2 separate regions of the Homo sapiens genome follow, and region 2 is linked to region 1. The links are chromatin loops, found by intact Hi-C in ENCODE. Cell type or tissue: endothelial cell of umbilical vein. All regions are shown on one strand. Links, peaks and the distances in the headings refer to the core of each region. The heading gives the core; the rest is flanking DNA.

Region 1 (15,524 bases), core at 6,194-10,193:
ATTACCTGAGGTCAGGAGTTTGAGACCAGCCTGGCGAACATGGTGAAACCCCGTCTCTACTAAAAATACAAAAGTTAGCCGGGTGTGGTGGCACACACCTGTAATCTCAGGTACTCGGGAGGCTGAGGAAGGAGAATTGCTTGAACCCGGGAGGCGGAGGTTGCACTGAGCCGAGATTGCGCCATTGCACTCCAGCCTGGGTGACAAGAGCAAAAATACATCTCAAAAAAAAAAAAAAAAAAAATGGAGCTTCTCAAACTATCTGTCAGAAAGGACCAATTAAAAAAAATTCCAATCCACTGCAGACCATTACTTTTGTAAAAGACAATAAAAATGTTGTAACGTTGTGAGCACAGAGGGAACATATTTCAAAATAATAAAAGCCACATATGAAAACCCACAGCCAACATTTTACTGAAAAGTTAAAAGCATTCCTCTTAAGAACTGGAACACACGAGGATGCCCACTTTCACCACTCCTATTCAATATAGTACTGGAAATACTAGCTAGTCCAATCAGCCAAGAGAAAGAAATAAAAGGCATCTGAATTGGAAAAGAGAAAGTCAAATTATCTTTGTTTGCTGATAACATGACCTTATATTTAGAAACTCCTAAAGACTCCTCCAAAAGACTGCTAGATTTGACAAACGACTTCAGTAAAGTTTCAAGATGTAAAATCAACATACAAAAATCAGTAGCATTTCTATACACCAATAACAATCAAGCTGAGAACCGAATCAAGAACTCAATCCCATTTACAATAGCTGCAAAAGAAAAAAACATAAGATACCTAGGAATACATTTAACCAAGGAGGTGAAATATCTCCACAAGAATTATAAAACATTGGTGAAGGAAATTGTATATGACACAAATAGAAAAACAACCCATGGATTGGAAGAAACAGTATCACTAAAATGACCATACTGCCTAAAGCAATCTATGAATTCAATGCAACTCATCAAATTACTAATGTCATTTTTCACAGAATTAGAAAAAACAATCTTCAAATTCTTATAGAACCAATGCCAGGCATGGTAGCTCATGCCTATAATCCCAACAGTTTGGGAGGTCGAGGTGCAGATTGCTTGATCCCAGGAGTTTGAGAACAGCCTGGGCAACATAGCGAGAACCCACCTCTAGAAAGAATTTGAAAAAACTTAGCTGAGTGTGGTGGCATGTGTCTGTAGTGCAGCTACTTGGGAAGCTGAGGTGGAAGGATCACTTGAGTCCTGGATGTTGAGGCTGCAGTGAGCTGTGATTGTGCCACTGCACTCCAGCCTGGGTGACAGACTTGGACTCTGTCTCAAGAAAAAAAAAAAAATTATGGAATTAAAAAAAAAAAATCCTGAAGAGCCAAAGCTCCAAGCAAAAAGAGCAAAGCTGGAGGCATCACATTATCTGATGTCAAAATATACTATGAGGTTATAGTAACCAAAACAGCATGGTAATGTAAAAACAGACACATAGATCAATGGAACAGTATAGAGAGCCCAGAAATAAAGCCACATACCTACCACCAATTGACCTTTGACAAAGTCAACAAAAATACACACTAAGGAAAGGATACCCTAATTCAATATATGGTGCTAGGAGCCTCTGTTACAGGATTGAATGGTCACTGCTGGAGTGATGAAAAGTTGCTGGATTCATGAAGACAGGAAGAAAAAACAGGCAAACAGGAAGGAGCAAAGCCCTTCTTCTTCCTCCAGTCTTCCAGTCCCTCTTTAGTTCCCCCTATTGGCAGAGCCTACCAGCAACTGGCAAGGCACAAATTTGTTTTGTAGAGTCCTAGCTCCCAGCATCACAAAGCAAGAAGGGTGGCTGTGGAACTGGAATAAATAGTAGTTTAACTTGCCCACAAGCCAAGGATACAGCTGTAGGTAAAACCCTACAGAGGGTATATTCAGCTTGATCCTACAGGGAAATTCTGGAGTGTAAGTTATTTGTCTAAATTGTTCCTACCCAAGACAGGGGGAGCTAAAGCTTCCATACTCCTGCATTTATCAGTCATTGGTTAAGAACTGCCCTTGAGGGATATAATTTCCCAGGGACTTCCAGTCCTTGTGAAAGCATGCAAAGTAGTTCCAAAAGCCTAAGGACAGTCCTGTGAAAAAGAGTTGCAGATCCCAGCTGTTGAAAACAGAAGCACAGTGAAACTTCAGGTAATGGGAACACTCAAAAAAGGTAGATGAATATCACCTACCTTTAAATACTGAAGCATCAATAGTATTTATTCTGGAGGCATAGTTCTAAAAGCTGCCTATTTCTCTGCTTTTTTGACTAAATTTTTCTTTTTCAATTTAATGGCCGTTACTTTGAGGCTATCTGAAATAATAGGTGCTATCTGAAACATATGTAATCTGATCTTTTCCTAAGTGAAAGTCACTTTGTACTGGTGCTTCCTTGCTCAAAGCCTTTGAAAGTCACATCTCTGTTTGGAATGTAGAAGAAGTAGTGTTTTCCAACCCTGCAAAGTCCCCCAGTGGTGGACTCTCTCTATTACCTTTCATTTCTGTTTGTAATGTTAGGGCTCAGAGAACGATACCTCAAAGTATGGGGCTTTGGGGTGTGCTGAGCACTTCTGAATTAAAGAAACTTGGAAACGCTTAGAAGTTGCCTCAGAATAAAGGACTTTCTAAACTTCTTCTGTCCTCGCAACCCCCAAACACAGGGAGAGGCTCTCCCTGGAAGTTCCCTTATCTTTCAGAAGAAAACTTTTTTCAAAAGAAATTGCATTTCCAAAGAAATGCAATTGTTCTAAAGCCTCCTCCCTAGGAATCTCATCAAATAACCAGTGAAGATTAACCATAAGGAGAAGAGAAAAGACTAAAAGTCATCATCATGCCCAGACAGACTGTTCCTCTATTCTTCTCAGGGCAACTGAGATTACCTGGGAGACTTTATCTGCATAAGAAGACCGTCTTTGTTCATTTCCGTTGCTCAGGCTGGAATGTAGTGGCAGGATCATGGCTCACTGCAGCCTTGAACTCCTGGACTGAAGGAATACTCCCGCCTCAGCCTCCTCAGTAGCTGGGACTACAGGTACATACCACCACACCTGGCTGCTGCTCTTCTTACAATAGTAACCTGAAGTAACCTGATATTAACCAATCAGTTTTCTTTCTATTATTCTGTCTCAGTGCCCCACCTTACAAGGAAAGTAACTTTGAAATGACCAACTTGTTTTTTGTTGTTTCTTCTTTCTTCAGTCCTTTATCTGTCTATAAAGTGAACCACATCTGTTCCATTCATGGGAACACCTATTCTATTGGTGTTCTATTGCCCCTCACCTTCCTTCAACTTGTTGCCACCTCCCTCAGAGCTCAGAAAACTTTGTCCCAGACCATTGTCTGTTCTTTGAGCTCATTCACGTCTTCTGAAAATCATTTGCTACCCCTCAAAATTGCTTATGTCTTCTATTTTCTTCTCTGCTATGAAGAGGGTATTTGAGTGTCAACTGTCTGGCCCTTCTTTGAGTCTTATGTTTTGTATGACTCCTGTGCACAGTACCATGTGAATACCTTTGTATGCCTTTTCTCCTGTTATTCTCTCTGTTGTTGGTAATTTCAGCAGACTCAAACCTTCAGATGTGAAAAATTTCCTTCGCCCCCAACAATAAACTGGTTAATTCTGTTCTATGCTAATCTCCTTCTGATAACATCTTGCTAAAAATATCAAAAATCACCAACCTCTACCATTAATATTGCTTTCTGAACTCTTCCCTTAGCTCTACAAGTTATGTAGATACTAATCTGCCTTGTGAGATATTGTAAGCAAGAGTTTAGCCACTGCCTAAAGTGAACCTTCAGCTGTCCACCCTCCTACATCTATTTCCTCGATTCCCACCTGATTGCTGTGCTAAGCTAATGACACACATTTTAGTTTTTATCATTGTAGGCCATCACTATTATTAATCAGAGTTAGTGATTTGAGCTATTGCAACAAACCACCCTCAAATCTCAGGGTCTTAACCCAATAAAGGTTTATTTTTTGCTCCAATCAGTCCAGTGAGGATCAGTGTGTTGATGCAATTTTTAAGAAACCCAGAGTCCTTCTATATAATGTTGCTGCCATCCCCCAGCTTCTCAGAGTTTTCTGTATCTAGCTGACTGGTGTGTGAAAAACAAATAGGAACTATAAATTACTGGAAGTTTTAAGGTCAGGCTTGCATGGGAGGGTCACTGCTTCTGTTTACATTCCACTGTCCAGAATTAGTTACACAGCCCAATATAAAAGGTAAGGAAGCTGGGAAACATAGGTTTCCTGGGTGCAAAGAGGAAAATAAGATGGTGAATATGTATCATTATCTCTGTCACACTTAACGATGATTTCAGTTGCAGGTAAGAGAAAATTCAACTCAAATTGGCCTTGTGGGGGAGGAAAAACTTTTCTTCTACTTTTTGAGGTTCTATAATTGGGGGCCTGTGAATAAACTGACAAAGGACAAGAGAAGACAGATTTTAATCACATATGTACGTAAGGAGATCACAAGGAAGTGTTGACTCCAGAGGGTGGTTAGAATTTGGGGCTTAGAGACTGATATACTTCCCTGAAGGGGAGGGGGAGAAAAGCACTTATGGGAAAACAAATGACTTCTTAGAAGGGGAAGGAGCAGAAAGGGAACTTACGGAAATGACTTTTGGGAAAGATAAATGGGCCCTTTGGAGAATAGATGGGAGATATCATAGTTGTTTTGACAATGTCTGTTTAGATGTGGTGACATTCTCATAGTCTCTGACGGTGACTCAATCTTCCTTGGTTGCTCCCTGGAGGGAATTTATAACAATTGAGTTCTTTTGGGTTCTTTTGAAAGGCTCTGCTTTTAGGTAGATAAGGGATTTCAGGAACATAAACATATTCAGCTCAAAATAATTTTTATGCCACAATGGCTTATTCTGGATCCCTTCAGCTTAAACAACAAAGGTGATTTATTAGCTCATAAACCAGAAAAGTCTAGAGGCAGTATGGGTTCCGGTGATGTTTTATTTGAAGGTTTATGATTCTCTCAGGGATTGGCTTCCTTTCCCTATGATTGATTCTCCCAGCTATTCCTCCTTCACGTGTTGGCTTTATTTTCAGTTGGCTCTACTTAGTAGCAAAGAAAAAAAAAAGAGGGAGAATGTAGCTCTTCCAGTATTTACATTTGAATGCCATACCATTCAGAGAAAAAAAAGAACTTCTGTATTCTCTGCAATAAAACAAAAATCCTAGGCTTCCCTCTGATTGGCCTCTGAAACAAAAACTAGTTCAAAGGGTGAGGGTAACTCTGATAACTTTTGGCCAGTTGGACAATTCTTGGACCTGCTGTGCGGTGTATTACGTCTGTCCAAATTGCATGGATGAACACAAAGTAATTGTGGAATGAAAGCTGGGAGATCACCCATATTCACTGCAATAATTCAGGTAAGGATGTGGAGCATAATCTCACTTAAGGAGAATGAGTACTGTGAGGATATCTATAGCAAGTGTGTAACATGTAGAACAGGCTGAGAATGTAAGTCAGAGAAGCTCATAAAAAATGGTGGGAAAGCTCAGACCGTAAGTCAGGAGAACCAAAAGAACGGCGTTCTAGAGGCCAAGGGCGTATGATGTCAGAAGTTTGAAGGACGATGTCAGAATCATCCAAATAACTTCCTGTGTGCTGATTCTATTCTCATGAGTCATCTTTTGTAATTTGGCCTCTCACGTAAATGTTCCTTTGAATGAAAATACATTAACCAGCTTTTTGGTCTCCATGGCAGTTGTGTTTTTCATGAACAACAACAAAAAATAATTGCAATTTTGGCTTACACATGTGTCTCAGTAAGTTTGGTTGGTATGAATCATCCCCCAGGATTCAAATTAGTTCTGGAGACTGGCAACATTGAGCTTTTGTCTCTACAAAGTGAGGACTAGACTCTAGAATACAGAGTGCAATCTTCTCTTTCATCCTGTTATAAATAAAAATAATAGGATGCCATCATTTTATTATTTTTACTTTTTATTTTCATAGGTTTTTGGAGAACAGGTGGTGTCTCGTTACATGAATACGTTCTTTAGTGGTGATTTCTGAGATTATGGAGCACCCATCACCCGAGCAGTATACACTCTACCCAATGTATAGTCTTTTATTCCTCACTCCCCTCTCACGCTCTCCCCGGAGTCCCCAAAGTCCACTCTATCATTACTATGTCTTTGCATCCTTATAACATAGCTCCCACTTACGAGAACATACAATGTTTGGTTTTCCATTCCTGAGTTACTTCACTTAGAACAATGGCCTCCAATTACATCCAGGTTGCTGCAACTGCCATTATTTCATTCCTTTTTATGAGGATGCCATTATTTTGGACCAAACTCCTGCACTAAGCCCCAGCAGACTAGACTAAAAACCAACATGGAGTTACCCATGCTCACAAAACTGAAACTGAGTTGTTATGTGGCCTTCTGAGAAATCAGGAGAGAGATAACAGCCTAATTTCCCAAACAGGCCAGTTTAAACCTTCAATCCCCATGATAATGAAGTTCCCTGTTTTAAGTCGTTTTTGTTTGTTTTTGAGACAACGTCTTGATCTGTTGCTCAGGCTGGACTGCAGTGGCAGGATCATGGCTCATTGCAGCCTTGAACTCCTGGACTGAAGGAATCCTCTTGCCTCAGCCTCCTCAGTAGCTGGGACTACAGGTACACACCACCACACCTGGCTGCTGTTGTTCTTACAATATTAATCTGGAGTAACCTGGTATTAACCAATCAGTTTTCTTTCTATTATTCTGTCTCAGTGCCCCACCTTACAAGGAAAGTAACTTTGAAAAGACCAACTTGTTTTTTGTTGTTTCTTCTTTCTTCAGCCCATTTTCTGTCTATAAAGCCAACCACATCTGCTCCATTCATGGGAACACCTATTCTGTTTTACTGAATGAAGTGGTGCCTGAATCTAGAATTGCAATAAAGCCAACCGAGATCTTTAAATTTGTTGTAATTTCACCTGACACTGTAGCATGCTTTGCTAACCTTTAGGGACATTTGAAAAACGATGTCTTAAGAATGTTCCAAGATTTTGGAATTTTTAAACTTTCCATGTTTGCTGTTTTGACTATTTTCTGTCTTTTCCTGTAAGGTTTATTTTTCAGGGCCAGCAGAAAAGGGAAAGCTGGGTAGATGATCCCAGGCCCATGTGGGAGAAGGATAGGTCATGGTTACCTCCAAGTACACCAGATCTGTAGGAGTGATCCAGGTGGTCTTTGGGGAAGATTAATTTGGGGGCAGTAATCAATATGGAGACTACAGTAATGATAAACACTTGAGAAAAACTGGGGAAAGCCAGATGAGAGAGAAGAAACTGAATTCGAATAGGAAGATGAATTAGCAAGATTCAGTGATTGAACAGGGTGTCTGTTATGGATCCTAACAGGCAAGATTTCAAGTCTTGGTCACTCACAAGCTGCACCAGTAATGCCATTGCTCTTGAGAAGACAATCAGTTTAGGAAACTTTCCTTACAGATCAGAATACAACCTTTAGCAAGTATTTACGCAAGCAGTATCTTGGCAAGTGTTCTTCTTGTAAATTTCTTATACTTCTCGTTGTCAAACTTTAAAAAATGCTATTACAGGTTAATATGCAGATGGCAGAGTTAGGAATTAGAGTGTGCAAGTTAATCATTCTAATTGGGTCACTCTTGTCATAGCCAACTAAAAGAATGGAGAAGCCAGTGCTGGGGGAAGCCCTCAGGGCACATAACATTGCTCTAAGAATGGAATTCTCAGCAAGCCTGGCTGCTGAAACCGCCTGCTGTAACCTGAAACAGGTTTTATCTTCAGGTTTTAGCTTCTCAAAGAACCTGCTGCAGCTGTAGGGCAAGCTTTACCAAGCCCCTTCCCTCACCAGTCAGAACTAACCAGCTACCCAAAACTTTACTAAATGTCAACGAACTTTCTAGAAAAACAATAGATAACTTTTTTTAAAAAATAAAACCCCCTAACTCCTCTTTGTTCTTCTGACATACTGAAGACCACCCTGTATGTGTAAATAACCTGAACTTGCAATTCCTGTGTCCCAAATAAAACGCTAAATGTACAGATTCGTCTCTTCGTATTTGACCTCGACAGGGAACGCAAGCAAAACCACACATTTAAAACAGACTTGGTAAAATCAGCTCGTTATTTAAAGAAACGGACGATTCCTTTTTCTCTCCTGGTTTAGTCTTCGACCCACAGGCCCCTTGCTTCTTTCGAACGGCGGCTGTATCCCATGACCTTTTCACTTTCCAAGCCAACGGACTGGGGGTCGTTACACACGCGGAGGGCCCGGAACGCACGGCTCCTCGCCTGCAAATTCCGAGCAGTCCGGATTTTGGGGCTGCCTCCCGGCCACACCAGCCAGCAGCTCGCACCCACATGGAGGCAGGGCCCTGGCCCTCGCCCCGGACCGGCGCGTGGCGGGGCGCGTGGGTCTTCGAGGGCCCGCGACGCGGCGCACATGCCGGTGCCCGCCTCCCGCGTCGGCGAGAAGACAGGGAGCTCGGACACGGGGAGGCTGACCCGGAGCCTACCCATGAGGCAGCGCGCCGGCTGCACGAGAGCCCCCCCCTTTCCACGGCTCGGCTGCCAGCTCCGCAATGGGAGCCGCCGCCGTCGCCGCAGTGTAGTTTTTCGTGCTCCTCCTTTTCCTCCTCCTCTTTCTCCTCCTCCTCAGGGCTCCAGTCAGGCCGATCCGCTCCGCTCACGGTAAGCGCCCCCCCGCCCCCGCCCGCCCTGCGCTGCAGCAGGCAGAGGCCCTCCCGCGCGGCCTGCGCCGCCTCACTCCGGGGGCGCTGGACTGGGGGTCTTGAGGCCGGCGCGGGTCGTCGGGAGCGCCCAGAGCGCGGGGGAGGAGACCGGCTGCGCGGCGGCGGCCGGACCGCCATCTTGCGTCGGCCCAGGCGGGGGAGGAGGTATCCCGGCGCGACGCGGCAGCCGCCTCGGCTGCTGCAGGCCTGGGCCGCGCAGGCCTTCGCCTTCTGCTCCTCCGCCACCTCCTCTCCCAGGCGTGTGCGCCTGTTTGTCCCCAGCCTGGTTTTGGCTTTTCTCTCTGGAGGCAACTCCCTTTGGTACATTTTGTGCCGATGTTTGGCCAAGACCCATGGTCCTCACACCACAGCCCACCCCCGTGTCTCTTCAGTCGTAGGAAAGGAGACCAAAGGGGATTCGGGATTTGCAGGCACAGGGCCCCTCATTTTGCCCAGATGACCGGTCGTTCCACGTTTGCACCCTCATTTTTGTCAAAGAGACCTCCCCTCCTCTGCCATAGAATTCCCGTTATTGTCTACAGAAGAAGGGCCCTGAGGAGAAACGTGGAGTTGGAGACAAAATTTTCTGAGCTTTGCAAGGTTCACTTACTGAGACGGAAAGAATGATCTCACTCTGAGGTTTTAGCCTGCTCCAGCGATGGAAGGAATTCCTCCCAACTTATCGCAAGTTTTAACGCTTTTAAGGAGAAATCTGCTGGAGAGGAAAAACGTCAAGGTGAACCCGCTTCTGCAAGCACGGGAGACCTTTGGCCAAAGGCCTTTGTTTGCGAAGATTTGTTAAAAAAAAAAAAATCTGTCATCTTAAATATTTGGCTTTATTTTCAGGTTTGGACAGAATTTGTCTTTTTTAGTGCCATGAAACATAAAATGGAACGCTAGAAGGACAGTTTTAAAGCACAAAAGCTGCCTCTTAGCATCTGTAAGGTGTCCTGCTTTGGGGGACTGCTGTGCCAACTCCAGCTGTCTCCACGCAGAAACTTAACCAGGGAAGGCACTGGTTTGCTTATACCATTGTTAGGGCTGTGTGCCTCTGATGTTTTAACATCACTACAAATACTGTTGTAATTGTGTCTTGCTTTTGTGCCTTTCATTGATAACCCCTGATTTGTATCTCTTAGCCCCTTTTGAAGTGGTCTGGGTTGCTGGAATCATTTTGCAGGCGAGGAAACAGAGCCTCAGGGAGAGGACTTTAATGAGGTCACTGACTAGGAAGAGCCAAGGCCAATTATATTAATAGAACCTTAGGTCTTCTGACTCCTTCTCCGGTGCTCAACTCTAGTATATACCATTTTTGTGGGAATGAGGTAGATGAGAATAGGCAAGGAGGCTCACTTAAAGATTTTAAGAAACATTACTCAGTTGCCCTTTCGTTGATATTTTTATACTTTACTTTTGAAATGCGGTTGTTATGTTGCCCAGGCTGGTCTCAGACTCCTGGGCTCAAGCTGACCTCTCACCTCAGCCTCCGTAGCTGGGATTACAGGTGTGCACCATCTAGCCTGGCTTTTATATTTTTATTCTCGAGTTAATTTCTTAACTTTGCAACTTGCTATTTTTTTCGAAAATATTGGAAAGTTAAATAGCCCATTTGAACACTTAGTTTTAACGCTACCTTTTTGCCATATTTGCATTTTTCCACTTATCTCACATTCTGTTTTCTGAACGTTTCAAAGTGCATTACGGATATGACAGTTCAGCCCTAAATGCTGTATGTGTGTCAGTATGTATTTTGTAAGAGATCAAGGCCATTTTTCTGTGTAACAATACCGCAATCACACTTAAGAAAGTGAAGAATATTCCTTAAAATCTAACGTGGTGTAGTATATATTCACATTTCCCCCCATTTCTTCAAAATTCCTTTTCAGTCTTTTTTTTTTTTTTTTTTTTTTGAGATAGGTACTTGCTCTGTGTCCCAGGATGGAGCGCTGTGGAGCAGTCTTGGCTCGCTGCATCCTTGACCTCCTTCCTGGGCTCAAGCCATCCTCCCACCTCGGCCTCCTGAGTAGCTGGGAACCCAGGAGCACGCCACCACACTCAGCTAATTTTTGTATTTTTTGTAGAGATGGGGTTTTGCCGTGTTACCTAGGCTGGTGTCAAACTCCTGGGTTCAAGTGATCCACCTGCCTCGGCCTCCCAAAGTGCTGGGATTACAGATGTGAGCCACAGCACTGGGCGAAATTGACCTTTTGAAGAGACCTGGTCTGTAGTCTTTCAGAATAACCCATATTCCATGTTTTAGTGATAGTTCCTCCTGATAGTGTTTAAATTTGTTCCCCCTATCCTCTCTGTTTTCTCTAAACTTGGATTTGGGTCTAAAGGCTTGAATATATTTAGGTTTAATATTTTTTTGACAGGAATACTTCATAAGCCATGCAGTATGCTTCATTGCATACAACATCCAAAGGCACATAAAGTAGGCTTGTCTTATTAATAATCCTAAATTTGATCTCTTAGATAAGGTGGTGACAAGCTATCTTTCCATTGTAAGCATTTCCTTCTGCAATTAGCAAGTCATTTGTGGTGTGATATTTTGGCATTAGTAGTTGGTAGGAATTTACCTGCAGTAATCTGATAAACACAGTTGGGAGCAGTCGTTTAGGTATGGCTTTGGAAGTTAGGAAGAAGAAGAAGTGGAGACAATTCTGGAGGAAATACTAACCCATCTACTTTAGGGAACTTGGAATGCTTCTATGTGTTGGCATCAGAGCCTAGGGAGACTAGGAGAGAGGAGGCAGAAAGTAGATGTCAGAAAGCTTTGCCTTCTTTGAAAGTTTGCTTAGGACCATTTTAGCCATAGTAAGCTATGGTAAATAGAAAAGTTCTGAAGTAGTTTGATGTTGGAGGATTGCAAGTGCTTCAACTGGAACATCTGTCCAGTTAGGCTACTAATCCAGTCCTTTTTCATTCCAGTGTTCTATTAATCAGCATTGGCTCACTGAAATAGCAGTTTTCACAAATGAAAAGTCAACTGTAGTTTTAGGTGACAGGAAATTGGATATTTCTATTGACAACATACTTTGTTATTCCAAAAGCAAGTTTTGGAAGATGAGGAATACTTACGACATATTCACTAATTAAATATATAAATCCTGAATAGTTTTTTTCTTGCTTTAGAAAGGAATTAAAAACTTTGAATTTTCAGATTGCTTTAAATAGTGATTTAAATAATGACTTGATTTAATCAGTGCCTTATATCAAAAATTGTATGTTTAGAATTTTGATTTATTTCTCCAGAGCAATTTTAAGGATTCTCTTAACCCTCAGTATACGAGGAAAAGTGTACAATTATCACTATCATCTGGGTCAAAAGGGACTGGTTTTTTTTGCATTTTACGTTATTATGTATAATTTATAGGAGTAAAAATAAAGCATAATGTAAAACAACTTATTGGAGCTTTTAATAAGAATTTCAATACAGCAGATATCTTTGTATGTACTTAGAAAAATAAAAAATAAAAAATCTATTTCATGCATTTAATTACATAACACTCCTACAACAAATATACATCACATTTGAACGCTTTGCATAAACATTCTCATTGTAACACACATTTTTTTCTTTTTGAGTTTCTGTATCTGTACAAAGAACATCTTTCTTTCTTCCCATTTTCAGATCTGTGCAGAAATCATTGTGGTTAGAGGGTAAGACAACATTCCCTTCCTATTTTCTGCAAGTTATTTTCCTAGTTGCATGAGGAATTTCTTCTTGGTAACTTCCAGTTTTGTAACTGAAGCTTTTCCCGTACAATGAAAGTATACTCTGAACTAATATCAGTCATAAGCCATCTTCAAATCATTCTCTTCCAAGTATTGTTTCTGACCCACTTTTTGAATGTGTCACTTCTGTAGTCTTTTTGTAATACAGATCACTTCAGATTAATTTATGCAAGGATTTTAAAATTCATTGATGGTTGAGAATGCACTGAGCTGAGAAGAGTAGGTATAGTTTTCCTTAGGACAATAAGAATCATGAATTATATTCGAAATCCAGATTTTGTGCAGTTGACTTCTTTTGCTTTTCCATTTGTGAAAATTCACAGAAGTTCAATGCTGTTCTTCCTAACAGTGCCAACTAAGGAGAGTTTGATGCTGTGTGATATTCAGCCAAGTCTAAATTTGTAAAAAATTTGTCACAAGTTATATGTCTGACAGAATTTTGAAATTTTTCTGTCATTTCGTATATATCAATCTTGATTCTACTTTCATGCCTTTTCCCAATCTCTGTGTAGATCTGCATTGTCCAAGCTTATCATATTTCATTGTCACCTGTTGCTCAGATTTTCATTTCATGTTTTTCACCTTTTGAAGGTATTTCTACCTGAAATGGGCAACATCATCTGAATGGAATTAACTATAGATGCTCCTTGAATTACGATAGGTTACATCCTTGATAAACCCGTCATTAGTTGAAAGTATCATGAGTTGAAAATGCATTTAATACACCTAACATACTGAACATCGTAGCTTGGCTTAGCCTACCTCAAATATGCACAGAACATTTATATTAGTCTACAGTTGGGCAACATCATCTAACTCAAAGCTTATTTTTTAATAATAAAGTGTTGAGTATCTCATGTAATTTATTGAGTACTGTACTGAAAGTGAAAAACAGAATGGTTGTATGAGTACTGGAAGTAATGAATGCACTTTCACACCATTATAAAGTTGAAAATTGTTGTAAGTTGAACCATCTTAAGTTGGAGACTGTCTGTACTTAGCAACTTTCATACAAGACCCTGGAACTATTTGTCTTATAAATACTGATTCTAAATTTCAAATGCTTCCCTGATAGGTTCTTGCTTGTCATTCCTTCTGGGTTGTCTTTTTGCATGTACATCATCAAAATGCAATACTGGAAGAATTTTTGAAACCTTTGATGGTTCATAATTTTGTTGAAGACAGGACGGCCATCTTCTTTGCTCCACAATTGCAAGATTTTTCAATTTCAGATTTATGAGCAACTAACTAGAATGATCAATCCAATGAATTTTTTAAAATGTCTATATTTTCTATTTCCTTCCAGTCACCTTTGCATACCCCTGCATTCAATACTTGGGCACTTAAGCGTTGTATCAAGGCCGGGTGTGGTGGCTTATGCCTGTAATCCCAGCACTTTGGGAGGCCAAGGCAGGATTGCTTGAGCCTAGGAGTTTGAGACTAGCCTGGGCAACATAAGAAGACCTTGTCTCTACAAAAAATAAAAAATTAGCCGGGTGTAGTGGCATGTGCCTGTGGTCCCAGGTACTTGGGAGGCTGAGGTGGGAGGATCGCTTCAGGTCTGGGTTGCAGTGAGCTGCAATTGTGTCACTGCACTCCAGCCTGGGTGACAGAGTGAGACCCTGTCTCTTAAAAAAAAAAAAATGTATTAAGTAAAATTTTAGCACACACTTGTAAAGGATGAAAGACTGTCACATTTTCTTTGAGCAGAACAGCATGGTCCATATTCTTAATGTAAAAATATTGTGTGATGAAGTTCTTCCCACTGGATGAGAATGCCGTATTTCCTTTTTGTTTTTAGAAATACGTTATTCTCTCATTGATTAAGTTTGAGGGAATTTATCTAAAGTAACTCATCCAAGGACTCAGTCTGAGATTTCCCTTATAAAGTCATTTTCACTACCATCATTAAGAGTCTAAAGTGCTGCTGTCTATCTTTGTGTTAATCTTCTGGTTCGTCTAATAGTTGTGAAATGCCTTCCTCTGTTAATTTTCTTCTCTTCCATTTTGGGCAGAAAATGAAGTCTGAGTTCTTAATTGTATTCAGTGAAAACTAGAAACAGATGAAGGGGATCAGAATCTGCCACTTACGCATGAGGATTATTTTGAGTTGAAGGCAATTGAGAGTCAGTAGATGCTGGAAGAGTTCTGTGCCCTCCCCTTATTTGCCTAGTAGTAGCAGGGCATTAATTTCTATCTTTTTTCTTTTTTTTCTTTTTGAGACCGTGTCTTGCTCTTGTTGTCCAGGCTGGAATGCAATGGCGTGATCTCAGCTCACTGCAGCCTCCACTTCCCGGGTTCAAGTGATTCTCCTGCCTCAGCCTCCCGAGTAGCTGGAACTACAGGCGTGCGCCACCATGCCTGACTAATTTTGTATTTTTAGTAGAGACGGGGTTTTGCCATGTTGGCCAGGCTGGTCTCGAACTCCTGACCTCAGGTGACCCACCTCCCAAAGTGCTGGGATTACAGGCATGAGCCACCACGCCCAGCCAGTTTCCTTCTTATAACAGGGAGGGAAGAGCAACTCTTTTCCCTTGAGATTGAGAGTCAAGGCAGAGATGAGTTTGTATAAACAAATTTTACTAAAATAACCGTTATTTTCCATTAGTTCTCCCATTTTTTCTAGTCACTTTCCCATGGTTTATTGTCCCTGAAATTCCAAGTTCCCTTTTTTGGGGGGGTTAAAATAGTATAAAAGCCTCTACGTCTAACCACTTGTTTGAGTTTCACTTCTTTTCTGTGAACTCCTGTGCATGTCAATATTAATAAAAATTGTATGCTTCTTCTCTTGTGAATCTGTCTTTTCATAGTTTAATTCACAGGCCATGAGATACTGAACCAAAGGTGATAGAGGAATTGTTTTCCCTCTCTGACATAGACTACAAAAATGTCTTCAGTTTTCCATATGTCTTTGAAAATTGATGCAATATTTTTGCAAAACTATAAGAAAACTGGAAAATAAATGAGAACAATTAAGGCTAATGCATTAGTCATGATTTATTTCACTGTTGTATTATTCTTTTAGGCAGTCCTATTATT
Region 2 (15,524 bases), core at 3,968-7,967, 140 kb before region 1:
TAATCTAGATGCCTCCCTTAAGTGCAATCATACAATGTTTGTCTTTTTGTGTCTGGCTTGTTTTACTTAACATAATGTCTCCAAGATGTATTCATGTTGTCACTGTTATTTTAAAATTAAATTAATGAATATAATTTTTAAAAATATCTTGGTCTTAATTTTTTTTTTTTTAAGAGACAGGATCTTGTTCTGTTGCCCAGGTTGGTGCAGTGGTGTGATCATGGCTCGCTGCAACTTTGAACTCCTAGCCTCAAGTGATTCTCTCACCTCAGCCCCCCAAGTAACTAGGGCTGCAGGCACACACCATCATGCCTGGCTAATTAAAAAAAAAATTTTTTTGTAGAGATAGTGCACAGGCTGGTCTTGAACTCCTGGGCTCAAGTGATTCTCCTGCCTCAGCCTCCCAAAGTGCTGGGGATTACAGGCATGTGCCACCACATTTGGCCTAATTTTTTTCTTTTTGAGACGGAGTCTTGCTTTGTGGCCCATGCTGGAGTGCAGTGGTACCATCTTAGCTCACTGCAACCTTCGCCTCCGGGGTTCAAGTGATTCTTATGCCTCAGCCTCCTGAGTAGCTGGGATTATAGGCGTGGGTCACCATGCCCAGCTAATTTTTTGTATTTTTAGTAGACATGGGGTTTCACCAGGTTGGCCAGGCTGGTTTTGAACTCCTGGACTCACGCGGTCTTGAAGAGATCCCCACCATACTGTTTAATGAAGCTGTGGCCAGCTCAGAAATGAACTCTTACGTTAATTTACCCTCCTTTCCCGCCTCATTCACCTATTCTGCACTCTTAATGTCCTCAGATTACACCTCTCAATAAAGTGCTGGTCCTTAAATTTGCCTAGGCTCTGTTTTCTAAATAACTCAGGCAAAGACAGTGCCCAAAACAGTATAACAAGTGCTTAAAAAGATATTTTCTAAATAAACTAAGAAAAAAATTGGCTGTAAATATAGAAATATAAATAATTTTCCTTTAGTAAATTCAGAATTCATGACAATAGGAGCCCTAACATTGAGATTTAAAAAAAAACACAAAACCTTCAGCATATATGACATTGACATTTTGTAGAATATTTCCTTTTTTAAAATATAATGTTCATTATTTGGGATTTGTCTAATGTTTCCTCATGATTACATTCAAGTTCTGCATATCTAGCCAGAATGCTTCATAAGTGATACTGTGTCTTTCTTAGGGAATCACATTTACAAGTTCATACAGTATGTCTGTAATATCAATTCATCATCTGGTCAAGACTGCTAATCCTTTTTTTTTAACACATGCATTTAAATGTCTCTACTTTTCTCATTTATCATCGCATCATTATTATCCACCTCAAATAATATAGTAGGCTTCATTTTTGTTGCCTCCTGTTTCAGCCCCCCATGACTACCAACTAAAAGGTAAGCATCACAGAGGCAAGGATGTTTGCCTGTTGTTTTCATGGATATAATATATTCCAAATGTGTGTACAGTGCCTACCACATATTTACTGAATGCATGAATGAACAGATGATGATTCAGATTAGTAGATTATTGGATAACAGAGAATTTGTGTCCTTTATGACAGAACATTATTTTAATTTTTTAGAGACGAGATCTCACTATGTTTCGCAGGCTGGTCTTGAACTCCTGAGCTAAAGCAATCTTCCTGCCTTGGCCACCCAAAGTGTTGGGATTACAGGCATGAGCCACCGTGCCTAGCTGTGCCTAATTTATAAATTACATTTTATCATGGATACATATATATTTAGGAAAAACGCAGCATGTATGGGGTTTGGTACTATCCACGGTCTCAGGCATCCACTGGGGGTCTTGGAATGTATCACCCTCAGATAAGGAGGGACTACTACTACAAAATAATAGCCTTACTATTTTTTCCATTTCTCTGTACATTTATAATTGACAGTAAGAGAGCTTTCATGTTTTGACAAACATTTTAAAGGTCACAGGATAGTCATAATTGTTCCATTGATTATTATTATTATTATTTTTTAAGACAGAGTCTTGCTCTGTCACCAGGCTGGAGTGCAGTGGCATGATTTCAGCTCACTGCAACTTCTGCCTCCCAGGTTCAAGCAATTCCCCTGCCTCAGCCTCCCAAGTAGCTGGGATTACAGGCACGTGCCACCATGCCCGGCTAATGTTTTGTATTTTAGTAGAGACGGGGTTTCACCATGTTGGCCAAGATTGTCTCCATCTCCTGACCTCGTGATCCACCTGCCTTGGCCTCCCAAAGTGCTGGGATTACAGGCATGAGCCACCGCGCCCGGCCTCCATTATTAAAATCACTTTGCACAGTTTCAGCTTGCACTCTCATTTTTATGGTTCTGCACTGCCTGCACTCCCTGCATTCAAGGGAAGGTGCAAGTTAAATGCTTAAAAATGAAAACCAGAATGTTCTTACCATAGACTGATCTGAAGAAAATGAAGAACCACTGATTCTAGATGATAAGCTGTAGACATTAGCCTCCCATTTGGATCAATCCCAAATCTATATCTCCAGCTTGAGTTTCCAAGTGACTTTTGGTCATTCTACCAGCACTTAGTATGCAATACATCCAAAACTGAACTTCATCCTAACCCTCCCACCTACCAAAAAGCACCAAGCAACTTGATTCTCTGTCATTGAGTATCGGTTAGGATTAGTTTTGATGGCTAAACAGAGACCTGAAATAACAGCAGCTTAAGCAAAGTAAAGATTAATTTTTCTATCAAAATAAAACTCTAGGGTTAGGCAACCCAGTTGCTAATTAACCCAGGGCTAATTCCAGTATGAAGAATCACCAATTATCAGGAATCTAGGCCTTTCCTATTTTTTGTTCTATAATCCTTACCATGAAGCTTTTTTATCTTCAAGTTACCTCATGGTCACAAACCAGCTGTGGGCGCTTTAACCTTGACATTCCAGGCAGAAAGAAGAAAGGTAAAGAAAAAGTGCTGCCACCCTGCTATTCAATATACTTTAGAGAGCTCTCACGGATGCCCCATTCCAAAATGTCTGCTTATGTCTTATTAGACAATCCTATCTGTAATGGAGACAGAGAAATGTGGTTTTTAGCTGGGCATGTTGCTATCTTTTATATTAATGCTATATAGGTCAGTTACATAGAAAATGGGTAGAATGAATATTAGGCAAGCAATTAGTGGTCTCTTGTCAGACATCTTTAATGATCCTACTATTCACCTAGTCATCAAGCCAGAGACTTGGGGATTATCTGAGACTCTTCTCTCTCCCTCACTGCCCATATCCAAGGTTAGTTTATTATACTTTCTAAATATCTTTCGCATTTGGAACTCCACTTTTTTCTCTGATGCTCTATTGCCTAGAATAGTACATGACACAGATTGTTGACATTTATAAATGTTTGTAAAATTCTGATTCAATAGCTACTTTTCCTACATCTGGGGGAAGTTATCTCAGTGAACTTTACATCAGAGTCTTCAAACAATATTCAAAGAACATTCCTATTATATTATAAAGTGTAATTTCTGAAGTTCTTTAAGTTACAAAGCAATTTCCTATTCTCCGATACTAGTGGGAATTGAATTAGTTATTCAGTTTCAACAATATGAAACGTACTCCCCTCTCTGATATTTAATGTTTCTTAATTGTATAACTTTGTCTGTTAGTAGCTCCTGTCTCTTACACTCTGTCCTCCAGAAGTCCTCTATGGGACTTCCCTCAACATGCCCATTAGTGCATGAGTGTGTGCATGTGTGCGCACACACACACACACACACTGATGGCCTCAAGAATCTTGTTCCTTATGAAGTCAAAATGTCAAACATCTCAGTGGCAGGTAAGAAAAACAGTAACTCTCTCCCTGCTGAGCCACCTGCTGAATATTCCATATGCCAGGTGCTAATTTTAGGAGAAAGAAAGGAAAGTTTAAAAATGTATTCTCTTCTCACTGCTCAGCAAAAGCCTCCTTTCCTTTTCTTCTCAAGCAGCTGCAGCAGAAGCTTACGTGAATGCAAAATACAAGCGGTATTAGAAACAAGGCGTAATTTAAAAGATTTCACCAGATGACTTAAACAAATAAACCTGTTGGGTTAAGCTTATTGTTCTGGAGAGACTAAACACTGTGACTGGCCTTGGATTGATGGAATTCACTGGAATAGAGCAGGGATGACAAATTGGGATAAAATATTTGGCAGTTGTACTTTGTCTGAGGACAAATGACCAGCTTACTTTAAATTCATTTTCTGCAGCTGGTGAGTGGGTGGCCAGTTCTGCATCATACCTATTGTAGCCGAGTAAGTAACATTTCTTGACTTTGACAGGCTGCTCTCATTTGATTAGATATTTTACAAAACAATGTATTCTGCAGATCATTTTCAAAATGTTTTTCTTTCTCCAATTCCCATTCTGGTATAAATGAAGACCTCTGCAAGCTCTGAACATGCTCAGAGAATGGGTTGTTTTGACAAGCTGGAAAATAGACTATTTGCCAGCAATCTGCAAGCCAGAGCTTTAATAGTAGTCATATTACAAATGGTATTTTATCTTTGTCTTTACCATATTCCTTTATAGCTCTAAATATTTTATTTGCTGAAATAATTTATTTGAACACAGCAGCATTGGAGTGGGCAGTGAGAGCAAAAACACAAAGACCATTGTTGCAATTTCTTACTGCATTTGACATCATAATTTTATTCATTTGCTTTTTCAAACTAAAATTTCATGCAAAGTTGATGCCATTTCAACATGAATATGATTCTATATAGTAAGTTGAATGTGTAGAAATTCAGATATCTGGAAGTTATGAAACAAGGAATCAATTAGGTATACAAAAGCCGATGACTCACTATAGAAATATTCTTGGTCTCCTGTGCTGTGTATTAGCAACCATGGCCTACCCCAATTCCCATTTCCTTTAGTTGTGGAAGTTCTTGTGACTGCTTCTCCCTATGTTTATTTACTGCTCTTTTTTTCTTTTTTTTAATCAGTGCCTCTGTGATGTTTTCTCATCTCCTAACATTTCTGTTTACTCATTCTAGAAGCTAGACATCTGCAGAAAGTGCTAGCTAATCAGTTAAGAATTATTCTTTATCCCTTTAGCATTTGTGTTAAATGTAAATGTAATCCTAGACATTTTATACTTTAATTTGGGGGCTTATTCTGGAGATTTATTATTATTTTGTCAGTAATTATATTTGGAACTTTTCTTTCATTCTTAAATCTGATTTTATTTTTATTATTTATATATTCTTTTGAGACAAGGTCTCACTTGGTGCCCAGACTGGAGTGCAGTGGTGCGACCTTGGTTCACTGCAACCTCCACCTCTGCCTCCTGGCTCAAGCGATCCTTCTGCCTTAGCCTCCCAAGTTACTAGAACTACAGGTGTGCGCCACTAGGCCCTGCTAATTTTTGTATTTTTGGTGGGGGTAGAGACAGGGTTTTGCCATATTGCCCAGGCTGGTCTTGAACTCTTGGGCTTAAGTGATCCACCTGCTTGGGCCTTGCAAAGTGCTGGGATTACAGGCGTGAACCACTGCACTTGGCCCAAATCTGACTTTATGATTGAAGATAGATCTTCCTAAGAGACTGCTTTTTCCCATAAAAATAATTATATTAGGAAGAGCAAATAAAAATTTAAATAAAAGGAGCCTCTAATTGACCTTCAATTGATAGTCACAATTTTGCAAAGGAGAAGAGTCTATCAGCTCTCTCATTCCTACCTGACATCTTCCCCACTTACTGCAACATGGTCTTGGGCCAGTTATTTAACATTTCTGAGCCTCAATTCCCTTATCTGTGAAATGTGGATAAGAATAGTACCTACCACTAGGGTGGTTATAAGGATTAAGAGTTAATGTGTACAGGCCGGGCGCAGTGGCTGACGCCTGTAATCCCTGCACTTTGGGAGGCCGAGGTGGGCGGATCATGAGGTCAGGAGATTGAGACCATCCTGGATAACATGGTGAAACCCTGTCTCTACTAAAAATACAAAAAAAAAAAAAAAATTAGCCAAGCATGGTGGCAGGCATCTGTAGTCCCAGCTACTCAGGAGGCTGAGGCAGGAGAATGGCGTGAACCCGGGAGGCAGAGCTTGCAGTGAGTCGAGATAGCTCCCCTGCACTCCAGCCTGGGTGACAGAGCGAGACTCCGTCTCAAAAGAAAAAAAAAAAATTAAATAAAGAGTTAATGTGTACAAAGTGCGATGAACCACACCTGGCACCTAATAAAAGTTCCAAAAAATATTAGCTATTGTTATTGTCAAATTACCTCTATATAGATACATTTTCCTATCCTTTCCACTTTTCTTTCTCCTTCCCACATCAGCTTGTGAGAGAACAAGTCACTTCTAAGGATGCTAGGAGATTAGGAAGTGTGACCTGAAGCTGTGGTCACAGTCTAATCGTTTTGATAAACCCAAATGTTTAAATCCCAAAGAAAAAAAGTTCACCAAGACTGCCATATTGTACAACTCCAGGGGGCGCCATCCACCTGGTAGTCAGAGTGACTGCTGTTCCTGAAATTGTGCAGTGGACAATCCATGCAGCTATACATGGTAGCTCTGCATCCCACCATTCAATTACTTTGTTTATTTTCTTCACAATTCATTGTTTTCTGTTTCACGTAAAGTTATGTGTGCATAATGACATTTCAGTCAATGATGGACTGTGGACTGTGTTTAGGGTGGTGGTCCCATAAGATTATAATACAGCATTTTAACTATGCCTTTTCTATGGTTAGCTATGTTTAGAAACACAAATACTTACACTGTGTTATAATTGCCTACAGTATTCAGTACAGTAACATGCTGTCCAGGTTTGAAGCCTCGGAGCAATAGGCTATAACATATAGCCTAGGTGTGTGGTGGGTTATATCATCTAGGTTTGTGTAAATACATTCTATGATGTTCACACAATGACGAAATCACCTAGTCAGGGATTTTTCAGAATGCATCCCTATCGTTAATGCATGAATGTATGTGTAGTTATATACATTCACTGTATGACACACACACATAAAGCTTATCCATTGTTTTCCTTATACAAGTCTTTTTTTTTTCTTTCTGAAGGTGTTGACATTCAACTGGGAGTTATGTGTTTGTGTGCATCAAGGTTTATATTCACACCTACATGAAGTATTAATAGTGATAGAAAAACGTAAGAAGTAAAGAATAAATTACATTCAACTGTGTTGAAAATGCTCATAATTTATAAACATGATTGCTTTTTCTTCCCTCTATGAGATGATTACAAGTGGCTCAAAGCAAAGGATGTGAATAGAATCAAAATATTTAATTAATTGACCATTGAAGTGATAGGGGCTGATAGTAGATTTCCTGTCACTAAATGAAAGACATAGTCAAGCTGGGATAAATGTGATTGGCCAAATATCTCCACGACGTGTATGTCCGCTTTCTGTCATGTGTCTGTGGACACTGCCGGTGATTTGAATCAATATAACATTTTTTATTATTGTAAATAAAATGCTTCATTTAGTTCTTTCTCTGACATGAGGAAAAATTGTTCTCTGATGAACTACTTCAAGAAATATCCATTGAATTTTGAATACTGTGACAGTTTTATTTGAATTTATGACCAGTAATAGAACTACATACAGGTGGTACTGAGTTTCTACAAGATCCTCACTGTCATTTAAGCAACACAGATGTTTCCTTTATTCTTAATGAGTTAATCCCACTGCCATTCAAGCACAAGGAAGAAGGAGAAGGCGCCCAAAGGCCTATGTACCTAAAGGGAGTAGAATAAGCATAAAGCCTAGCTAATCTACAAATTTGATAATTCACCCTTGAATAATTGAAAATTTGATATATTTGCATTAGGAATGTGTAAATCAAGAGCACTGAAGTTCAACACATGCTGCGCTAAAATTAAAACAGTACTCAGATGGACTGAACCATGATTTATGATGTGCTTTTTTCAGTCCTTGGCATAGAATTTCCCTACTTACAAAAGAATCACAATGGAAAATACATAAAACTAGCTTTCCCTCTTGAGATGAATATTCTGCATATAATAATCTCTTGCTTCTTAAGTTACCATTCAGTTCACTTCAACAGTCATCTACTGAGCACCTTATTATGCTATTTCTGAAGATTCAAGGACGAATAAAACATAATCCCTGTTCTTAAGTTGTTTTCTCTTAATCCAAAGGATTGAAATAAAGTCAAGTGATCAAGGTACTGGGTTGGGGAGGCATGAAATAAGGTGTGAAAGGACGTATGGCAGACATTTGGGTCTTATTCTTTATAGCACTTTTTTTAGTAATCACTGGCAAATTGTTCTCCTACCCAGATTGCCTTCCCCTGTCTTTGTCAGCTCTTAGTATTGTCAACCTATCTTGTCTTGGGTTTAATAAAATATTCATCTAATAAATATGTGTGTTAAACTCTTAATGTACAAGTAACTTTTTAAGTGTTGTCAGTGACACAAAGTGATTGTCTTACAGCTGCTCACAATTTTCAATATTGTTTGAAAAGATAGTCACAGGAACTAACCCCCAAACAAGTCAAATGATGATTAACTTTATCATAGGATTATACATTGCACTCAATAGTGACAATGTAAAGTCAGAGTTCAGTGTGGAGAATCAGGTTCTTGACCAAGATTACACCACTGGTAAGCAGCAGAGCTGGGGTTTGAGACCAGGTCTGCCTATTGCCAACACCAGCATTCTTTTCACTTTAAAATTGCAACACAAAATAACATCATAAACATCAGTGCTTATCACAGACATATGCAAGGTTAAAATTGTTTTCAGCATTTTATGTGGAACTTTTACTTATTGTTATACTTTTGATCTATTGAGTGTCTTTTAGGGCCTTTTTCACACTCTAGTCTGTCCCCCCACCTAGAGGAGAACTCCTTTCTTTAGGATGCAGTGGAAAGAAACATGGACACTGAAGTATATCGCTGGTTATGTAGAGCAGGGGTCCTCAATCCCTGGGCCATGGACAAACTTTTCCCCCATCTGTGGAAAAATTGTCTTCCATGAAACCAGCCCTTGGTGCCAAAAAGGCTGGGGAATGCTAACATAGCGTCTTCAGTTTTCTCATCCATAAAAACCTCGCAGGGTTGTGGTAGAGATTAAAAGAAATAATTAATGCAAAGTCTCTAGCATAGCATGTCACTGACAGACCACTCTGGAAAGGTGAGTCATCTTCCCTTGAATTAAGAGAAAATATGCCTTTAAGTCCATCTGAGACAATACATTACAGCTGACAAGGACTGGAGGCCTATCTTGTTTACCTCCGTTGTTGCCCAGAGTGGAGCATGGAAATGCAGTGCGCTGATACTCTTTTCTCAAGGTCATATTGACAAATGTAAGCAGAAGTTTGATCATGTTTCTGTTCCTGTTTCTAGAGAAGTGACAACCTACTCCTAAAACATATTAAATAACTGGTCTGGATTTGGGGGAGTGTTATCCACATTTAATAGTTTCAATAATAAGATTGTGGGAAAATAATTGGCCTTCTGTAATTATTAATGATGTTGAACAACTTTTTATTGGTTTATTTGAAATTTATATTTTTTCCAGTGATTTGTCTGTTAATGTTCTTTGTCGTTTACTTAGTAATTTGCAGGAACTCTTGATAGATTATGGAATTTAATTTTTTTTTTTTGTGACGGAGTCTCGCTCTGTTGCCCAGGCTGGAGTGCAGTGGCGCGATCTTGGTTCACTGCGACCTCAGGCCTCCCAGGTTCAAGTGATTCTCCTTTCTCCTTTCTCAGCCTCCCAAGTAGCTGGGACTACAGGCATGCACCACTTGCCTGGCTAATTTTTTGTATTTCTTAGTAGAGCTGGGATTTCACCATGTTGGCCAGGCTGATCTGGAACTCCTGACCTCATGTGATCCACTCGCCTCTGCTTCCCAAAGTGCTAGGATTACAGGGGTGAGCCATGCCATCTGGCCTGTTGGTATATCTTTTAAATATAGCTTGTCTTCGAAAGATATATTGCATATCTTTTAGTTAGTTTAGGTTATCTTTTCCATACATGAATTCTAAATTTTTATGTAGCCCAATCTGCCAAATCTGACATGCCCTGTGAAACTCTCTACAATTCAAGGCTATATATATTTCTTCCATGTCCTAGCACCATTTGTTCAAAACAGTATACTTTCTCCTCTAAATTGCCTTTTCACCTTTGTCAAAAATCTGTTGTCTATATATGTATGCATGGTTTTATTTCTGGACTCCATCCTGTGCCAATGATTTCTTTGTCAATCTTTATTATCAATAGCACATTGTATTGGTTACTGTAGCTTTACGATATGTGTTGAAATCAGGTAGCATTAGCTCTCCAAATTTTTTGTTCTTTTTTGAAATTGTTTTGGCGATTGTAGATCCTTTGCATTTCCACATGAATTTTATTATCAGCCTGTCAAATTCTGCCAAAAGGCCTGCTTGAGATGGAAATGAATGTACAGCTCAAATTGGGAAGAATTGACATCTTAACCATATTGAGCCTCCTGAAGCATGAAAAAGGTATATCTCTTCATTTATTCAGATTTTCTTTAATCAGTGTCAGTAATGTTTTGTTGTTTCCAGTATGCAGGATTCTTACATCTTTGGTCAGATTTATCCCTAAATGTTTTCTAGTTTTTGGTGTTATTATAAATGATATTGTTTTAATTTTTTTTTATTTTCACTTGTTCATTAGTGGTAAATAGAAATACAATTGATTTTTTAATACATTAATTTTGTATCCTGCATGCTTGCTAAACTCATTATTAGTTCTAGTACCTGTTTTGTAGATTCTTTAGGATTTCCTACATAGATGGTCATGTTGTCTTCAAATAATGACAGTTCTACTTCTTTCTTTTCCATCTGGATGCCTTTAATTTCTTTTTCTTGCTTACAACCTCCAGTTAAATGTTTAATGGAGGTGGTGAGAGCAGACATACTTGTCTTTTTCTCAATCTTAGAGGAAAGCTTTAATTTTTACAAGTATGATGCTAGCTGTAGGTTTTTGTTTTTGTTTTTATAGATGCTGTTTATTAGATTGAGTATTCTCTTTTATACCTAGTTCGCTGAGAGTTTTTTTTAATCAGAAACCGATGTTGGATTTTTTCGAAGGCTTTATTCGTGTCTATTGAGACTATCATATGCTTTTCTTTTTAAATTAGTGTTTATATGGTGTCTTATATAATTTTTTTGAAAGTAAAACAACTTTGAATTCCTGGTATAGACCTAACTCAGTCATGATGTTTTATCCTTTTTAAATATTGATTGATTTGCTAAATTTTGTTTAGCATTTTGCATCTGTGTTCATGAGGGATATTGGTTTGTAAATTTCTTTTTTCGTTATGTGTCTGTGTGGTTCTAATATCAGGGTAATGGAGAACTCACAGAATTAGTTGGAAAGTATTTCCTTTTCAATTTTTTGGAAATTTGTGAAGAATTAGAATTATTCATTAACTGTTCATTCATGAATGTAACATTCATTAAATGTTTGGTGGAATTCACCAATAAAGCCATCTGGATCAGAGTTTTCTTTGTGGGAAGGTTTTTAACTGAAAATTTTGTTTCTTTAATAGATATACATATTTTTGTTTTGTTGTTTTATTTTTGAGATGCAATCTCAGCTCACTGCAACGTCTGCCTCTTGGGTTCAAGCGATCCTACTGCCTCAACGTCCCAAGTAGCTGGGACTGCAGGCACTCACCATCATGCCCTGCTAATTTTTGTTTATTTTTAGTAGAGTCGGGGTTTCACCATGTTGGCCAGGCTGGTCTCGAACTCCTGGCCTCAAGTGGTCCGCCCACCTTGGCCTCCCAAAGTACTGGGATTACAGGTGTGAGTCACCTGATGCCCGACCTATCTCTTTATATTATCTTTTTCTTCTTGAATGGGCTTTGGTAGTTTGTGTCTGTCGTGTGTCTGTCCTTCATCTAAATTGTTAAATATATTAGTTTGTGGTTGTTCATAATATTCCCTCATTATCCTTTTAGTATCTATGGATATCTATACTGATGTCATCTCTCTGACTCCTGATATTGGTAATTTGTGTCCTCACTCTTTTTTCCTGGTCAATTTAGAAATTTATCAATTTTATTAATCTTTGCAGGGTAGCTTTCAGTTTCCTTTTTCTTTCCCCTCCTCCTTTTTTTTTTTTTTTTTTGAAACAGAGTCTTGCTCTGTCATCCAGGCTGAAGTGCAGTGGCGTGATCACAGCTCACTTCAGCCTCGGATTCTGGGGCTCAAGTGATCCTCCCACCTCAGCCTCCCAAGTAGCTGGGAACACAGGTGTGCACCATTCCATCCAGCTAATTTAAAAATTTTTAGTAGAGACAGGGTCTCGCTATGTTGCCCAGACTGGTCTCGAACTCCTGGGCTCAAGGGATCCTCCTGCCTTGGCCGCCCAAAATGCTGGGATTACAGGCACCAGCCACATTTCCTTTAGCTTCATTGATTGTGTCTCTGGTTTTTCTGTTTTTGATTTTGTTTTATTTCTTTGATTTCTTCCCTGATATTTATTAATTCCTTTTTTTGCTTATTTTGGGTTTAATTTGCTTTCTGTATGACTTAAATCCTATTATGTTTATTGTGACTTGTTTTGTGGCACAAAATATTGTTTATCTTGATAAAATATCTCATGTGCACTAGAAAAGAATGTGTATTCTGCTGTTGTTTAGTGGACCTGTCCATACAAGTCAATTAGGTCATCTTGGTTGATAATGTTTGGAAAACCTGTATCATTACTATTTTCTGCTGACTTGATCTAAGAATTATTGAGAGGGGGTATTGAAATATTTTATTAGAATTGTGGATTTTCTATTTCTCCTTCTAGTTCTATTAATGTTTGTCTCATGTAAATTGAAGTTCTTGTATTAATTAGGTGAATAGTGTTTTTAGAATGTCATATCCTTTTGGTTAATTGACCCCTTTATCATTATGAAATGACATTTTAAACTCTCTAGTAACAGTGTTTGCTCTGAAATCTAGTTTGTTGGTCATTAATGTACCCATTTATTCTTTCTTTTGTTAAAGTTAACTTTTTTTTTTTCATTTTTAAACTTAACCTATTGGTGTTTTTCATATTTAAAGTGTATTTTTTATAGATAGCATATTATTGCCTTACTTTTTTATCCAATCTGATAACTTCTGTCTTTTAATTAGGTGTGTTTGGACCATTTACATTTTTTTCTTCTATTTATTTATCTTTAATTGACAAATAAAAATTGTATATATTTATGGTGAAAAACTTGATGTTTTGAAACATGTATACATTGTGGAGTGACTAAATCAAGCTTATTAACATATGCATTATTTCACAGTTATCTTTTTAAAATTTTTATTTTTTAAAAAATTTTGGTGGATATGTGGCAGGTGTATATATTTATGTGCTACATGAGATGTTTTGATACAGGCATGCAATGTATTACACATCATGGAAAATGGGGTATCCATCCCTTAAGTATTTATCCTTTGTGTTTCAAACAATCCAATAATACTCTTAGTTATTTTTAAATGTACAATTAAATTGTTTTGATTATAGTCCCTATGTTGTTCTATCAAATATTAGGTCTTATTCATTCTAACTATTTTTTTTGTACCCATTAACCATACCCACCTCCCCACCGCACCTCACTACCCTTCCCACCCTCTGGTAACCATTCTTGTATTCTCTAACTCCATGAGTTCAATTATTTTTATTTTTAGGTCCCACACGTAAGTGAAAATATGTGATGTTTGTCTTTCTGTGCTGTCTTATCTCACTTAACATACTGCCCTCCAGTCCCATCCATGCAGTTGCAAATGACAGGATCTCATTCTTTTTTATGGCCGAATAGTACTCCATTGTGTATAGGTACCACATTTTCTTTATCCATTCATCTATCGATGGACACTTAGGTTACTTCCAAATCTCGGCTAGTGTGAACAGAGCTGCAGCAAACCTGAGAGTGAAGAAATATACTGACTTCCTTTCTTTGGGGTGTATACCCAGCAGTGGGATTGCTGGATTATATGGTAGCTCTCTTTTTAGTTTTTTGAGGAACTTTTAAACTGTTCTCCATAGTGGTTGTATTAACTTAGATTCCTACCAACAGCGTATGAAGGTTCCCTTTTCTCCACATCCTCTCCAGCGTTTGTTATTGCCTGACTTTTAAATAAAAGCCATTTCAACTAGGGTGAGATGATATCTCATTGTATTTTTTTAAACCTTTCCTGTGGTGCTGATCATTGTAGTTTTTATTTGCATTTCTCTGATGATCAATGATGTTGAGCACCTTTACATATGCTTGTTTACCATTTGTATGTCTTTTTTGGGTGGTAAGAACTTAAAACCTACTCTCTTAGCAATCCTCAAGTATACAATATGTTGTTATTAAATGCAGTCACCATATTCTACAATAGATCTCTTGAACCTGTTCCTCCTAACTGAAATTTTGTATCCTTTCATCAACATTTTCCCAATATCAACCTTCAACCCTCACTCCCTAGTAACTACCATTTTAATCTCTGCTTCTATGAGTTCAGACTTTTTTAGATTCTACATGTAAGTGATATCATACAATGAATTGTCTTTCTGTGCCTTGTTTATTTCACTTAACATAATGATAACGTCCTCTAGGTTTATCCATGTTGTTGCAAATGACAAGATTTGCTTCTTTTTTTTTTAGGCTGAATTTCTTTAACCATTTATCCATTGAGGGACACTTAGATTGATTTCTTTTTTTTTTTTTTTCAGTTGAGAAGGAGTCTCGCTCTATTGCCCAGGCTGGAGTGCAGAGGCACGATCTCGGCTCACTGCAACCTCCGACTCCCAGGTTCAAGCAATTCTCCCACCTCAGCCTCCGGACTAGCTGGGATTACAGGTGCATGCCACCATGCCCGGCTAATTTTTGTATCTTTAGTAGAGACAAGGTTTCGCCATGTTGGCCAGGCTTGTCTTGAACTCTTGACCTCAAGTGATCTGCCCGCCTCTGCCTCTCAAAATGCTGGGATTACAGGCGTGAGCCACCACGCCTGGCTCCCTAGATTGATTTCATGTCTTGGCTATATTGTGAATAATGCTGCAATGAATATGGGAGTGCCAATATCTCTTTGACATACTGATTGCATTTCCTTTGGATATATACACAGCAGTGGGATTGGATTATACTATAGTTATATTTTTAATTTTTTGAGGAAACGTTATACTGTTTTCCATAATAACTATACTAATTTATGTTCCCACAAACAGGGCACAAGTGTTTCCTTTTCCTTTTCTCCATATCCTTACCAAGACTTGCTGTGTTTTCTCTTTTTTGATAATAGTTATTCTAACAAGTGTGAGGTAATATAAATATCTCATTGTAGTTTTTTGTTTGTTTGTTTTTGTTTGTTTTTGAGACTGAGTCTGGCTTTGTTGCTCAGGCTGGAGTGCAGTGGTGCGATCTCAGCTCACTGCAACCTCTGCCTCCTGGGTTCAAGCGATTCTGCTGCCTCAGCCTTCTGAGTAGCTGGCATTACAGGTGCGTGCCACCATGCCCAGCTAATTTTTTGTATTTTTAGTAGAGATGGGGTTTCACCATGTTAGCCAGGATGGTCTCAAT

What was found. Peaks named below come from ENCODE experiments on the same cell type or tissue, not always from the same donor. Only the 100,000 strongest peaks of a DNase experiment are listed, where the experiment ranks them.
Region 2: it touches region 1 in a loop (4-fold over the local background); 4 of 110 quality-filtered maps call a loop at or near these places.

The regions. Positions count from the first base shown.
Region 1 is chr15:56,726,640-56,742,163 of GRCh38, reverse strand. It overlaps ZNF280D (zinc finger protein 280D), which reads left to right and starts at 8,655. Exons shown (of 22, transcript NM_017661.4): 1 at 8,655-8,706. RefSeq lists a silencer at 8,636-8,905. In endothelial cell of umbilical vein, for the core only: no CTCF peak of the experiment used is centred there; DNase peaks (open chromatin) are centred at 8,603, 9,223 and 9,783; H3K4me3 peaks cover 1,997 bases; H3K27ac peaks cover 2,008 bases.
Region 2 is chr15:56,860,694-56,876,217 of GRCh38, reverse strand. No RefSeq gene overlaps it. Among named protein-coding and RNA genes, the nearest start is that of LINC03065, 19 kb to the left of the region's middle. In endothelial cell of umbilical vein, for the core only: a CTCF peak has its summit at 6,440 (motif pointing right); a DNase peak (open chromatin) is centred at 4,867; H3K27ac peaks cover 364 bases.